2 separate regions of the Homo sapiens genome follow, and region 1 is linked to region 2. A link is a contact called in ENCODE Hi-C data. All regions are on one chromosome and are shown on one strand. The core of a region is the stretch at or near the end of the contact, and the rest is flanking DNA. Distances in the headings are between cores, read along the strand shown. Region 1 has its middle 160 kb from the start of C12orf75. Region 2 overlaps CASC18 (cancer susceptibility 18).

Region 1 (6,589 bases), core at 1,571-4,070, 250 kb before region 2:
TCTCTTCCCTGATCCCTGTTTGTGACATGCATAGTTTGGCTTTCAGAGGAGAGTGTCATTCCTCTTTAAGGGATGATCGAGAGAGCTGCCCCAGGAGAGAGGAGGGACTTCCATGTGATTGTTGCATTAGCTCAGCTCTGAATGGTTTCTTCTGTTTAATAAACCTTGTTAATTTTACTACTGCTTGTTCTTGGCTCCACCACACAGCAGTGGTTTAGGCAATATGTTCAAAAAATGTGCTAATTACAGGCTGTAATTTTCTTCCATCCTAAAATAAATACTTAGCATTTTAGTACTTGGAGAGGGAAATAGTTTAGTGGAGCTAGAAGAGTCACGAAGCTTGGGGGCTGTTGGGAGGGGCTGAAGAACATGGAAGCAGAATGTGCAAGGATAGAAAAAAATAGAAGTTTTTGGAAGGCTGTGGTGTCTGGGGTCTATTTAGTGGGAGTGGTGTTATGTATGTGGGTGTGTGCAAGTTTGGGGGATACTTGGGGGATGCTGTGCAGAGAGAGGCAGAGGGAAGGGGGTGCTTGCTACCTGCTCACCAAACTCTGTTCCTTCTCTTCCGTGGTGCAATTCTGTCATTCAAGAAGTGTGTTTTGTTTTGTTTTGTTTTGTTTTGTTTTTTGAGCTGAGCATGGTAGCTTATGCCTGTAATCCCAACACTTTGGGAGGCTGAAGTAGGAAGATTGCTTGAGCTTGGAAGTTCAAGACCAGCTTGGGAAACACCAGGCTTTCAGCAAATGCTCCTTGAGTGTGTGAAGTACTGTATTGAGCAGCATAGAATTGGACACTGTTGACCATATCATTCTTTAGTTGATGAGATCTGGGCCCTCATAAGCCCTCATGTTTGGACAGTGCCTCCTGGTTTACAAAGAGCTTCCTTGAACATGATCTCAGTTCAGCATCACAATAACCCTCTGAGATGAAAAGGGGTAGGGAAAGAACAGGAAGGAACTAACAGGAACTGTGGGAGTTCAGAATGAGGGATTATTTCTAGCTGCAGGAGGGACCCATAGAAGTCTCCTGAGAAAGTGGCATTGAGATGGGCTTTTAAAGAAAGGTGAGAGAGCAGAGAACAGTATTCCAGGTGGAGGCCACATCGTAGGCAAAGTCACAGAGATGTGAAAGCGTGGGTGTGTCTATGGGACTAGGGGAGGTGATCAATGGGGCTGGAGTATAGGCTGCCTGCAGGACAGTGTGGGAGGCCAGACTGAAAACAACCACAGGGCTCAGAGAGCAGCATCATTTCATTAGGATCATCATCTTCATTCCCCTCTTTAAAAACACACTTCCAGACCACTTGCTCTATGCCAGGCACTTGGCTAGGTATGGGAGACACAAAAGATATCATGTACAGTTCCTGCCTTGAGGGCATTTACAACCCATCAAGGAGAACTGCCACACACACACCAACCTTAAACGAAATGCGTAGAAGTTACTTGGAAAGTTTGCACTTCCATTTAACGTGTGCATGTTCAGAAGAATGGAGGCCTGCAAGAGTTCCCTTTTCACATGTACTTGGAGCTTTCCCTTGAAGGGCCCTCTAATTAAGTCTTTGGGGAGGCAGTGCAGCACAGTGGTTGCAACCACAGTCTCTGGAGTCCGAAGGCCTGGGTTGAAATTTGGGCTGCAGCACTGACGACCTACAACTCCCTGGTGGAGTCTTTAGTTCTCTATCCTTGGTGATATGGTTTGGCTGTGTCCCCACCCAAATCTCATCTTGAATTATAATTCCCATAATTCCCTTGTGTTGTGGAGCGACCCAGTGGGAGATAATTGAATCATGGGGACGATTTCTCCCATACTGTTCTCATGGTAGTGAATAAGTCTCATGAAATCTGATGGTTTTATAAGCAGAAACCCCTTTCACTTGGCTCTCTCTCTTTGCCTGCTGCCATCCACATAAGACGTGACTTGCTCCTCCTTGCCTTCTGTCATGATTGTGAGGCCTCCCCAGCCATGTGGACCTGTAAGTCCATTAAACCTGTTTTTCTTCCCAGTCTGGGGTACGTCTTTATCAGCAGTGTGAAAACAGACTAATACACTTGGTTACCTTGTCTATAAAATAACGATCCAAAGGCAACCTGGTTGATTGGGTTGTCATATCAGCTAAGACAATGCAGAAAAATAGTACCATGCATGATACCCAATTAACCCAATAGCAAATAAGTAAGCACGATGCTGCTGGCTGTGGCTTGCATACTGTAGCTGAGCCGAAGTAGAGTCTCTGAGCAAGGAGGGCACCATGGAACATGTTCTTCTGGGAGTCCCGCTCAGAAAGCAAAGCTGGGTGAGTGTGCAAGGTCGTTGTGGTGCTGCCAAGTCATTGTGGAGCCTCGCTAGCATATCTTGGCTTAAAGGAGTAGGGATTTCTTAATAAATCAGGTGTTTCTTGTAGACACTCCCCACCCCCAGCAGTGCTGGAATGTGCAGAGGATGTTTTGAATGTGTCACCACTGATAGTTACATGCCGTCCTGTTGCAGTGCGTTTCCAGGAGCTAAACCAAGGCCAGGGTCAGGGAGCCCAGCTTTGTGGCAGCGGATGATACATTCCTCTGAAATACACCAACTCCTTGAGAGCTTCCTTCAATTATACTGCCCCGCGTGAGTTTGCACACCCTCACACACAATTGGCTTTCCTCTCTTAGGAGTTTGGGATATTTCAAGGCTTGCTAATCAGCTGTGTTTATTAGATAGCCTTTGTTTTCCCCTTCTAAGACAGGAAGCTCATTAGAAACAAGCACAAACTATCAACTTTCAACCCAGAGTTGAAAATGTTCCCTGAGAATTGGGGATATTTTTCAAGGGAGTCATATTCAGAGGCACAGCCCAACTCACGGTAGCTAAGCTGACAAGTAGGCTCTAGGTAATCCACATTCCAAGGATTTTGAGGTTCCCATGAGATGAATGCTTTCCCTCCATGATTATACCTTGCAGCTAGAAATATAAGGAAAAGCTGGGGCAAACTATAATACAGCAGGTAGTGACAATGGCCCTGGAGCCAGATGAAATGGGCTCATGTTCTGGCTTAGCCATTTACTAATTATGTGACCTTGGGCAAGTCACTGACCTTCAAATTCCTCATCCTTAAATAGGGGTAGGCCGGGAGGGTGACTCACGTCTGTAATCTCAGCACTTTGGGATCCTGAGGTGGGTGGATTGCTTGAGCACAGAAGTTAGAGACCAGCCTGGGCAACATAATGAGACCCCGTCTCTATAAAAAATTTTTTTAAAATCAGCTGGGTGTGTGATGGTGTGCACCTGTGGTCCCAGCTACTTAGGGGTCTGAGTCAGGAGGATTGCTTGAGCCTGGGAGTTTGAGACTGCTATGAACTATGATTGAGCCACTATACTTCAGCCTGGGTGACAGAGTGAGACCCTGTCTGAAAAAAAAACAAGGGTGGTACTACCCACTTCATAGGATTATTGTGAGCTTTACGTGAAGGCCTTACGTGATTGTTAGTTATTATTATTTATAGTAGCTTTCATTTATTCATTCATTCCTTTACTCAACTGATACTGATTTGGTACTTTCTATGTGCCAGGTGTTGTGTTTGGTGTAGGAACTATGTAATAAAATGAGTTCTTGTCCCTGCTCTTGAAGAGGTCACCACTCAATGAGAGAGACAACATGTACACAGGTTTTATGAAGCAGTGTGAACAATGCATGCAACAGGCTTTGGGAGCACAGTGGAGGGACACCTAGCTCTAGTTGATGGTGGTTGTGGTAGTGATAGCCCAAGTGTACCACGATGGAAGTAATAATGATGGTGATGATGAGGATGTTGGTCATGCTGGTAATGGTTTGCTTGTAAGGATGGTAGTAATGATGGGGACTATGAGATGGTGGTGATGGTTGTGGTAGTAATGATTCCAGCATGATGTCATAATGATGACAGAGACATTTAGATTGGTGATAGTGGTGGCCATGATGGTGGTGACAGTGGTGATGGTTTACCATGAGGATGGTAGTGAAGATGGCATTGCTGCTGATAGTGGTGATGGTGGCCATACAATGGTAATCAAGATGTCAGTAACAGGATTGTAGTCAAGATGGTAGTAAACAATACAGTGGTGATGGTGATGGTGAGGGTGGCAATGGTGGTATTAATGTTTTGAGAAAGGATGGTACTAGAGATGGTACAGATGATGGTGACAGTGTGATGGTGGCAGTGGTAGCAATGACTGTGATAGGATAGCAGTAATGGTGTAATGGCAGTGATCATGGTGAGAGCAGGTAGAAGTGGCAGTGATTTGCCCTGAGGATGCTAGTAAAGATGGTAGTGATGACCATGTGGAGGTGGTGGTGGTGGCATGATGTGAGAAGACAGCTGTTCTCTTCCTACCCTTCCCAAGATTATGATTAAGAAAATCCCAAACATGATATTATTTCATCTGTAAATGTAAACTATATCTTTAAATTTAAATTTTCTAACTTTGTTGCTAGTGTGTAGACATGAAAATGGTTTTTGAAAATTGACATAAGATCTAGTAACCTTGTAAATCTCTCATCATTTATACTGATTTGTCTGCAGATTCAATGGGGTCTTCTACATAGACAATCATATCATCAGCTAACAGAGTTTTGTTTCTTTCTTTTTAATACTTATGCCTTTTATTTATTTTTCCTGGAGGATTATACGATGTCTTCCAGTTTAGTGTGAAAAAGAGGTAGTGAGAATGGTATCTGTCTTTTTCCTGATTCTAATTGTAATAATTCTAACATTTTACAAATATCAAATATTAAAATAATGCTTATTACAGGTTTAATAGGTATCCTATATGAGGTTATGAAACTTTGTTCTGTTGTTATCCTGGTTTGCTAAGAGATTTTTTTGATTGTTGTTTAATTATGAATATTTGTTGAATTTTATCAAAGGCTTTTTCTGTTTGTACTGAAAAGATTATATGGTGCTTTGGGCACTTCCCATGTATGACTTCAGAGTTGCGCAGCCTTAATTTTTTTCTTATTTCAGCCACTGATGCAGTGACCAATTTTGTGTGAGCACTTATCAGTTTCACACAGGTGCACCCTGACAGCAATTAACCTTTGGGTCTCACTGCATGCCTCTTCCTGTCTCTGTTGATGCGCAGTGGGAAACAGTATGAGAACCATTTGGCACTCACCAAAATTTATTCATTGAGAAAAAGGATTTGTCATTTATCTGTATAGACAGTGCTGAAATGCATTTTACGTGGCCATTCATGCAGTCCCATGGGCTTGCGTCACTCATGCAGCAGCGGCTTGATAATTTGTCTTGGTGTTAGTTTTCTTTCCTCTCTGACTCTCCTTTCTTCTTACCGCTCACTCTTGCTCTCTGGCTTTCATGCCTCAGAAAAGTACTCACACTTTATCCTTTGTTTCTGGGGAATTCAGAATATAATTTTTTTTCTCTTTTAGTCTATTTATGTGTTGAATTACATTTATAAAGTTTCTGATGTTAAATTACCCATGCATTTCCTTGGATAGTTCAGCCTGGTCACAAAGTTATAGTTAAAAAAATTTTTTTATTATACTATTTGGTTTGGAAATTTCACATCTGTGTTCATGAGTAAGACTGATGTATAATTTTTCTTTTTTAAACCTTCTTTGTCTGTTTTTGGTGTCAGTATTATATTAGCCTCACAAAATAAGTTGTAGAATGTTCTTTCTTTTCAATTACCTGGAAAAGATATTTGAATTTGAATATTTGAATGGTTTGTTCCTTGAAAGTTTGTGAAATGTATTCTATGAAATAGTTTGGGCTGGCTATTTTTCAGAAGGATTTATATTGCTGATTAAATTCCCTCAACAGTTATAAGATTATACAGGGTTTTGATTTCTCCTTGAGTCAGTTTTGGTTATTTAGCTTTCCTAGGAATTTATATATTTTAATCTATACGTCAAATTTATTAACATTAAATTTAAATGTATTAATATTAAATATTCACTTATTTTCAGTCTGTATGATAGTTATATTCCTCTTTTATTCCTAATATTTCTTACTTATATGTTTGTTTGTTTGCTTTTGATCAGGCTCACTACTGGTTTATCAGTGTCTTTAGTCTTCTCAGAGAACAAACTTCCAGCTTTGTTGACCTTTTTCCCTATGTTTTTGTTTTATATTATGTTGGTATTATTATTCTATTCTTTTAATAACTTTTTTAGTTGGTTGCTCAGCTCATTAATTTTAAGCCTTTCTTCTTTCCTAATATAAACATTTCAGGGTATAAACCTGTTTTGAAGTATTATTTTCATTGCACCCTGTGAGTATTAATATATAGTATTATTGTTACAATTGAGTTCTATGTACTTTTGAATTTCCGTTTTGGCTTCTCTTTTCCCCATGAGTGATTTATAAGTTTATTTTTATAATTCCAAGTGTGTTTAAATTTTTTATTGATGTCTAACTTAATTGCATTGTAATTAAAAAATATCTACTATAGGATACTCATTTTTAAAAATTCATTGAGACTTTAAGTACTGCATGGCAATTTTAAAGTAAATGTTTTATGTTTTATGTGTGTTTGAGACACACATCTTCTAATTATTGGAAGTAGGATTCTAAATATGTCTTTAAATCAAGCTTGTCAATGGATTGTTAGG
Region 2 (5,946 bases), core at 2,733-5,232:
TAAGTAAATGTTCAACTATTGATTTATATGCACCTAACAACTTTCATTTTAATTTTAGAAATGTTTGTATAGAAAATTGTGACCTTCGAGATGAAATAAAATATATACTTACCAAGTCCCAAATCCCCTTTCAGAGACATCTTTTTTTTTTTTTTTTTTTTTTTTTTTTTTTTTTTTTTGAGACGGAGTTTCGCTCTTGTCGCCCAGGCTGGAGCACAATGGAGCAATCTCGGCTCACTGCAACCTCCACCTCCTGGTTCAAGCAATTCTCTTGCCTCAGCCTCCTGAGTAGCTGGGATTACAGGCGCCCGCCACCATGCCTGACTAATTTTTGTATTTTAGTAGAGACGGGGTTCTGCCACGTTGGCCAGGCTAGTCTTGAACTCCTGACCTCAGGTGATCCGCCCACCTCAGCCTCCCAAAGTGCTGGGATTATAGACGTGAGCCACGGCGCTCAGCTCAGAGACATCTTAACATCATTGCACTTACCTACTGTACTAGTTTACTCTGACTGTTATAATAAAATACCACAGACCAGGTGGCTTAAACAACAGAAATTTATTTTCTCGTAGTTCTGGAATCTGGGAGTACAAGATCAAGGTGTTGATGGGGATGGCTTCTTCTGAAGCCCCTTTCCTTGACTTAGAGATGGCTGTCTTCTGCCTGTGTCTTCACATGGTCTTTCCTCTGTGCCTGTACATCCCTGGTATCTCTCTCTGTGTCCAAATGTCATCTTCTTTAAAGACATCAGTCAGATTAGATCAAGGCCACTCTCACACCCTCCTTATAATTTAATCACCTCTTTAAAGACCATATCTCCAAATGCAGTCACACTCTGAGGTACCGGGGGTTAGGGCTTCAACACGTTAATGGGAGGGCACAATTTAGCCCACGACACCTACATATCTCTGTATGCTTTCTGCTTTTACACAAGGCTTGAGTACTTGCATGAAATCACATGTGAGGTGACTATCACATCACTGACCACTGAAAATAATGTGGCCAATCCTGCCAGCTGGGGATGTGCACTCCTCACTACCTTCTCTATCAAAGGAATTCAAATTTTTTCTGGGTCAAGGGTTTACCAATGACTGTTCCTCCAGTTAAACTTTCAACCAAGTCTTCAAGGTCAAGGTTTGCCCTGTACAGACAAATCACATAAATACTTTCAAGGTACTACATATGTTTCAAAATGGGAGAAAAAAAGATGGTGGGGGTGGGGGGGTGGGGGGGTGGGGGGTGGGGTAAGCATGTTGACATCCAATGTAGTCCCAGCAACTCTGGAGGCTGAGGTGGGAGGATGACTTGAGCCTGGAGTTCGAGGATGCGGTGAATGGTGATCACACTGCCGCACTCCATCCTGGGCAACAGAGCAAGTTCCTCTCTCTCTTAAAAAAAAAAAAAAAAAAAAAAAAAAGATGGGGGACTATTTAACCTAACTGTTCAACCATTGGAAATTGATTAGACTCATTATAATACAGCCATAGTATGGGATGGGATGTGATGTAGTCTTTTTTAAAGTTTACTAAAGAATATTTAGTGATCCTGAAGGCTCTGTACAATATTGTTAAAGGGAAAAAAATCAAGCCACAAAACAAAATGTATTCACTTATTTAATAAATATTTATTGAACACTGGCTATGGTCAGGCAGGCGATGTTTTAGGTTGTAGGGATTTGATGGTGAACAAAGCAAAGTATCTGCCTGTGTGGAGCTTAAACTGCAGTAGGAAATACTGATAACAAACAAATGACTATAAAACATGCTATCAGCTCATGTAGTGCATTGAAGGAAAATAAAGCAGAACAAGAAATCGAAGAATGGCAAAGAGAAACAATTGTTTTTGCTCATTTGGTCAGGAAGGTTTCTTGGAGGGAACGACATTTGAACAGTGACCTGACGCAGGTGTGAATGCTGGTCATTGGAGGGTCCGGGGGAAGAACATTCCATGAGGGGAAAACCGCAGATGCAAAGGTCATGAGGTGGAAATATGCCTGGCGTGTTGGGAGAATCTCAAGGGGGCCAGTGTGGTTGGAATGGAGTAAAACAAAGGCTTGTATGCCAGGAACAGCATGATTTCAGCCCTGTGGAAATACAATAAGTGTAGAGAAAAAAAATTCTAAGGAGAGATAGCAAGATTATGACACTATAGGTCATCTTGATTTCCTTTCTTTTGATTGCCTACAATATTCTAAATTTTCTGCCACGTGTGTATTACTTTAGAAAGATAAAAATAATGAACGTTTTTATACAAAAGTTTCTGTGGAGCTCAATACCTTTGCCCTGGATGCTCTGATTGGTTGCTGGGTGTTTAGACAGCCACTCTGGCTGTGCCTCATTCCAGGAACAGGGGAGAACCCCCAGCTGGGAAAGCCAGAGGGAGGTGCTTATTCAGATGCTCTCAGGCAGACAGAGCAGGCTGATTTACAGTTAGCGGTGAAGGTGCTAATGTGTCCTCTCAATGGCATCTCCCGCTATCAGCTATCAATATGTGTTAGCAGAATCTAATAACGACCTAATTGGCAACAGAGATCTGAACAGATGTCTCACTTAATAAAAAGGCTTTGTGGCCAGCAAGCTGACCCCTTTTGGGCTTAGCTGGGCTTTGGTACTTTGTGTGTGACCCCTTTTGGCAGTTGTCATTAATCAGTCAGACAAACTGGTTGATTGTTGATTGCTGTGTGTACCAAGTCTGCGGGTCAAACCTGGACCCCTGGAGTGTACTTAGACCAGGTTCCCTGAACTCTGACCACGGCCTTGTCTTCTGTCATCTCATTTAATACACGCACAGGCTAGACTCAAGGGCTTTATTGGCATCAATTATAAATAGCTATTGTAGCCAGATTCTTCACCCACCCATTCACCCTGTGAATCCCTGGTGGATTACTATGGACCCTTCATCGCATAGATTTAAGTAAGTACAGAGGTTGTTACTGGTGCTTATCTCTCTCCTTAACAAACAGGGTCTGTGTGTGGTGGGAAGCAAACTGGCCTGAGGTTCCATCCACTGGTAGAAATGACCCCAAAGACTTCCCATGCAGGGAGGGCAAAGAAGAAAGTGCTTTGGAATGGAGATACCCCTTTTCCTCCTCCTGAATGTATCAGGTAAGGTCAAGATGATGGTAATCAGCTTGCAAAGGCATTTTATCTTCCAAACTTCTGCTTGAATCAATTATGTTGGTGAATAGAATATGCTATTGTTAAGAGAATAGTCTCCTTACAGAGGCTTAAGCAACCAAATAGCAGAATTAATGTGCATGATATTAAGAATAAATGCCCAGAGACAGCATTCGGAACACAAGTAGAGCATTTCCCTGAGAATGAAAACGTTGAAAGGTTTGTATTCTGTAATCCTAATTTCAAAGTTCACAAGTAGTCAATAAAAAAGGAAAAGATAGTTGCATGGTCAAATAAATTTGGGCCTTGCTAGGTTTGACACATTGAGCCAGGTTGTTTTACTGCAGAATTTATCAGAACCTTTGATATGTAAGATAATTAATGGAAGTGTTATTTTGACTTAACCCTTCTTACAAAAGAGTGGTATTGGGTAGAATACAGGTCAATCTTTATACAGAAGCTGACATGCATCTTTTTTTTCTAATTTTTGATATTTAGTGGTTCACAAATTTCTGATTAAAGAGAGTAAGTTGAATTTTTTTCAGGCTTCCCATTAATCTCACCAGTAATAAGCATAGTTTTCTGAATCAATGAAGAGATGGAATACATGGACAAAATGGAATGGAAAAGTAGATCAGCAAAATGTTCTCAAGAGTCTTGTTGCTTCCTCTCTGGCTCTATTTTTGTTATTGTGTGATTCTGGGCAATTTCCTGTTATTATTACACTTATTGTTGTCAGAGGAAACCAATTCGTTTTAATATTAGCCTGAGCAAAACATAATTAGGAAGAGAATCTGCTACCAAAAAGGAAACACGTATGTGCTACTTTGCATTCCAAAGCCCAGTACTCAGATAAACACTCACACGCGCGCGCACACACACACGGGCACACACACAGAGGAGTCCTCGCCACACAATCTCAAAACATCCTGCCAAGCCAATAAAAAGCAGTCTTAGCCACTCCAAGGAAAAACAGCCTGAAAACCAGATGATTTACCAAGCTTTTCACGCTTCCTACTTTTATTTTGGAAGAGGAAAGAGAAGAGGTGATAGAGAAAGGGAGAAAAAAGAAGGGGATTGGCAAGGGAACAGCTTGGAGGCTGACGGCTGAACTTCCGGCCTTCTTTTCTTAGATCTCTCAGTACTCCAGGCTCACTACTGACATTTGTCTCTTGTGAGCTGAAACCTCTGGGTACTTGAAAGTCCATCATATCCATTCGTGTGCTAAGGCTTCCTTCTTTCTCCCTTCTCTCCCTCTTTTTGCCCTCTCTTCGTAACAAAAGGCATTTCTCTTAACTGATTGCGCTGTTCACCCACCTTGGAAGGATCACCATTTCCTGGACAGATGCAAGAGGTGGGAAAGGGTCCGGCGAAGGAGGGACAGGGAACTGGCAGGCGAGGAATGCCAATTCTATCAGGCTGTGTTAGGTCTTTTCATGGTTTATTTTATTTAATACACACAATCATAGTCTAAGATAGGCACTGTTATCATCCCATTCTACAGATGAGGAAATCAGGCTTACCCAGGCTAAGGAATTGCTCAAGGTTACAAGGTTAGGAAGTATTGGAGGCAGGATTTAAATACAGACAAGTTTACTAACTTTAAAGCCAGTACTTTTACCCACAATCCTAATGTACTTCATTTAACTTCTTCAGGCTTCAGGGTTCCTATGTATGAAATAGAGATTATCCCTATTTTCACTCTTGTCCCTCCAGTATTCTCTACACAGTAGATAGAAAGATAGCAGCCATTTGAACTGGGCTCAGCTTCCAGGGGCATGACATAAAATTAATGTCTGCAGTCAGCCTGTATGGGCTGGTATGGATGTACTCCACAAAATCCTCAGGGAGCTGAGCTTCTTCTAACTCCACACTGTCCGATCCAGAGGGGTGACCCTTGTCTTCATAGTCCAATATAGCAGCTGGTCTATCAACCGTCACATCTGCATTCTAGGCAGAGGATGAAGAACAAAGTAAAGAAGGAAAAGGTCAAAACCACCTATCTTTTAAGCATGACTTTTGAATTACCCCATCACACTTCCACTGGTCCATTGGCCAGACTTAGTGTTACGGCTATACCTGCCTGCAGGGAAGGCTGGGAAATATAGTCTTTATTCTGTGATGCCATGCATCCAGCTAAAATTGTGGGTTTTCTATCATGAAGGAAGGAAGGAATGGTTACTAGGGATAGTGCACAGTGTCTGCAAGAGGAACCCTTTCAAAATGTAAGTCAGATCATGTTACTCTGCTGAAAACTGGGTAAAGCCTTCCCACTCGCTCAGGCTGAAAGCCAACGTCTTTGCAGTGTCCAACAAGGCCTTCCATGCCTTGTTCTCAAGAGTCATTGCTTCCTTTCTGGCTGGGCCCTTCCTCTCATCTGGACCCTTTGTTCCTTAAGTCTCTGCTCAAACACCACTTCATCGGGACCACCCTACAGAAAACAGTATCCACTCCCCTATGACTCTCTGTACCCTTTACCTGGCTTTATTTTTGTTTTCTACTTTTATCCCCACCTTATCCCATCTGACATAGTCTATATTTGTTCAATTTGCTTATTGTCTATTTTCCTACTAGAATAGAAGCTCAGTGAGAGCTACAACCTCATCTGTTTTTTTCACTGCTTTATATCACAGGGCCTAGAACAGTGGCAGGCACACCGTAGACATCCAATAGACAAGAGTTGAATAGATGAATAAATGATTGAATAAATTCTTGCTTTCTCCAACTTCCAAAATTTGGGAGAGGATGAATGGAAGTTTCCAATTTCAAAGAGCCTTGAGAACAGGAGGAGTCAAATATAAATTATTATTAGCTGTCTTTTGATGTCCTC

What was found. A loop is a pair of places that touch in the nucleus more often than their neighbours do. Pooled maps may share reads with other maps.
Region 1: a map of endothelial cell of umbilical vein shows a loop between it and region 2 (23-fold over the local background). The contact joins two enhancer-like sites. A Hi-C loop is called at or near these places in 1 of 168 maps with a recorded cell type or tissue (endothelial cell of umbilical vein), 2 of 37 single-sample maps with no recorded cell type and 6 of 50 pooled maps.

The regions. Positions count from the first base shown.
Region 1 is chr12:105,483,016-105,489,604 of GRCh38, forward strand. No RefSeq gene overlaps it. Among named protein-coding and RNA genes, the nearest start is that of C12orf75, 160 kb to the left of the region's middle. Within about 2 kb of position 2,821, at least 6 of the 41 ENCODE cell types and tissues checked have a DNase peak (open chromatin) inside an H3K27ac peak, as active enhancers do.
Region 2 is chr12:105,734,294-105,740,239 of GRCh38, forward strand. CASC18 (cancer susceptibility 18) reads left to right here. Exons shown (of 5, transcript NR_110109.1): 4 at 2,963-3,104. It also overlaps a transcript of LOC107984435 not described here. Among named protein-coding and RNA genes, the nearest start is that of CASC18, 33 kb to the left of the region's middle. RefSeq lists an enhancer at 5,685-5,946. Within about 2 kb of position 3,983, at least 7 of the 41 ENCODE cell types and tissues checked have a DNase peak (open chromatin) inside an H3K27ac peak, as active enhancers do.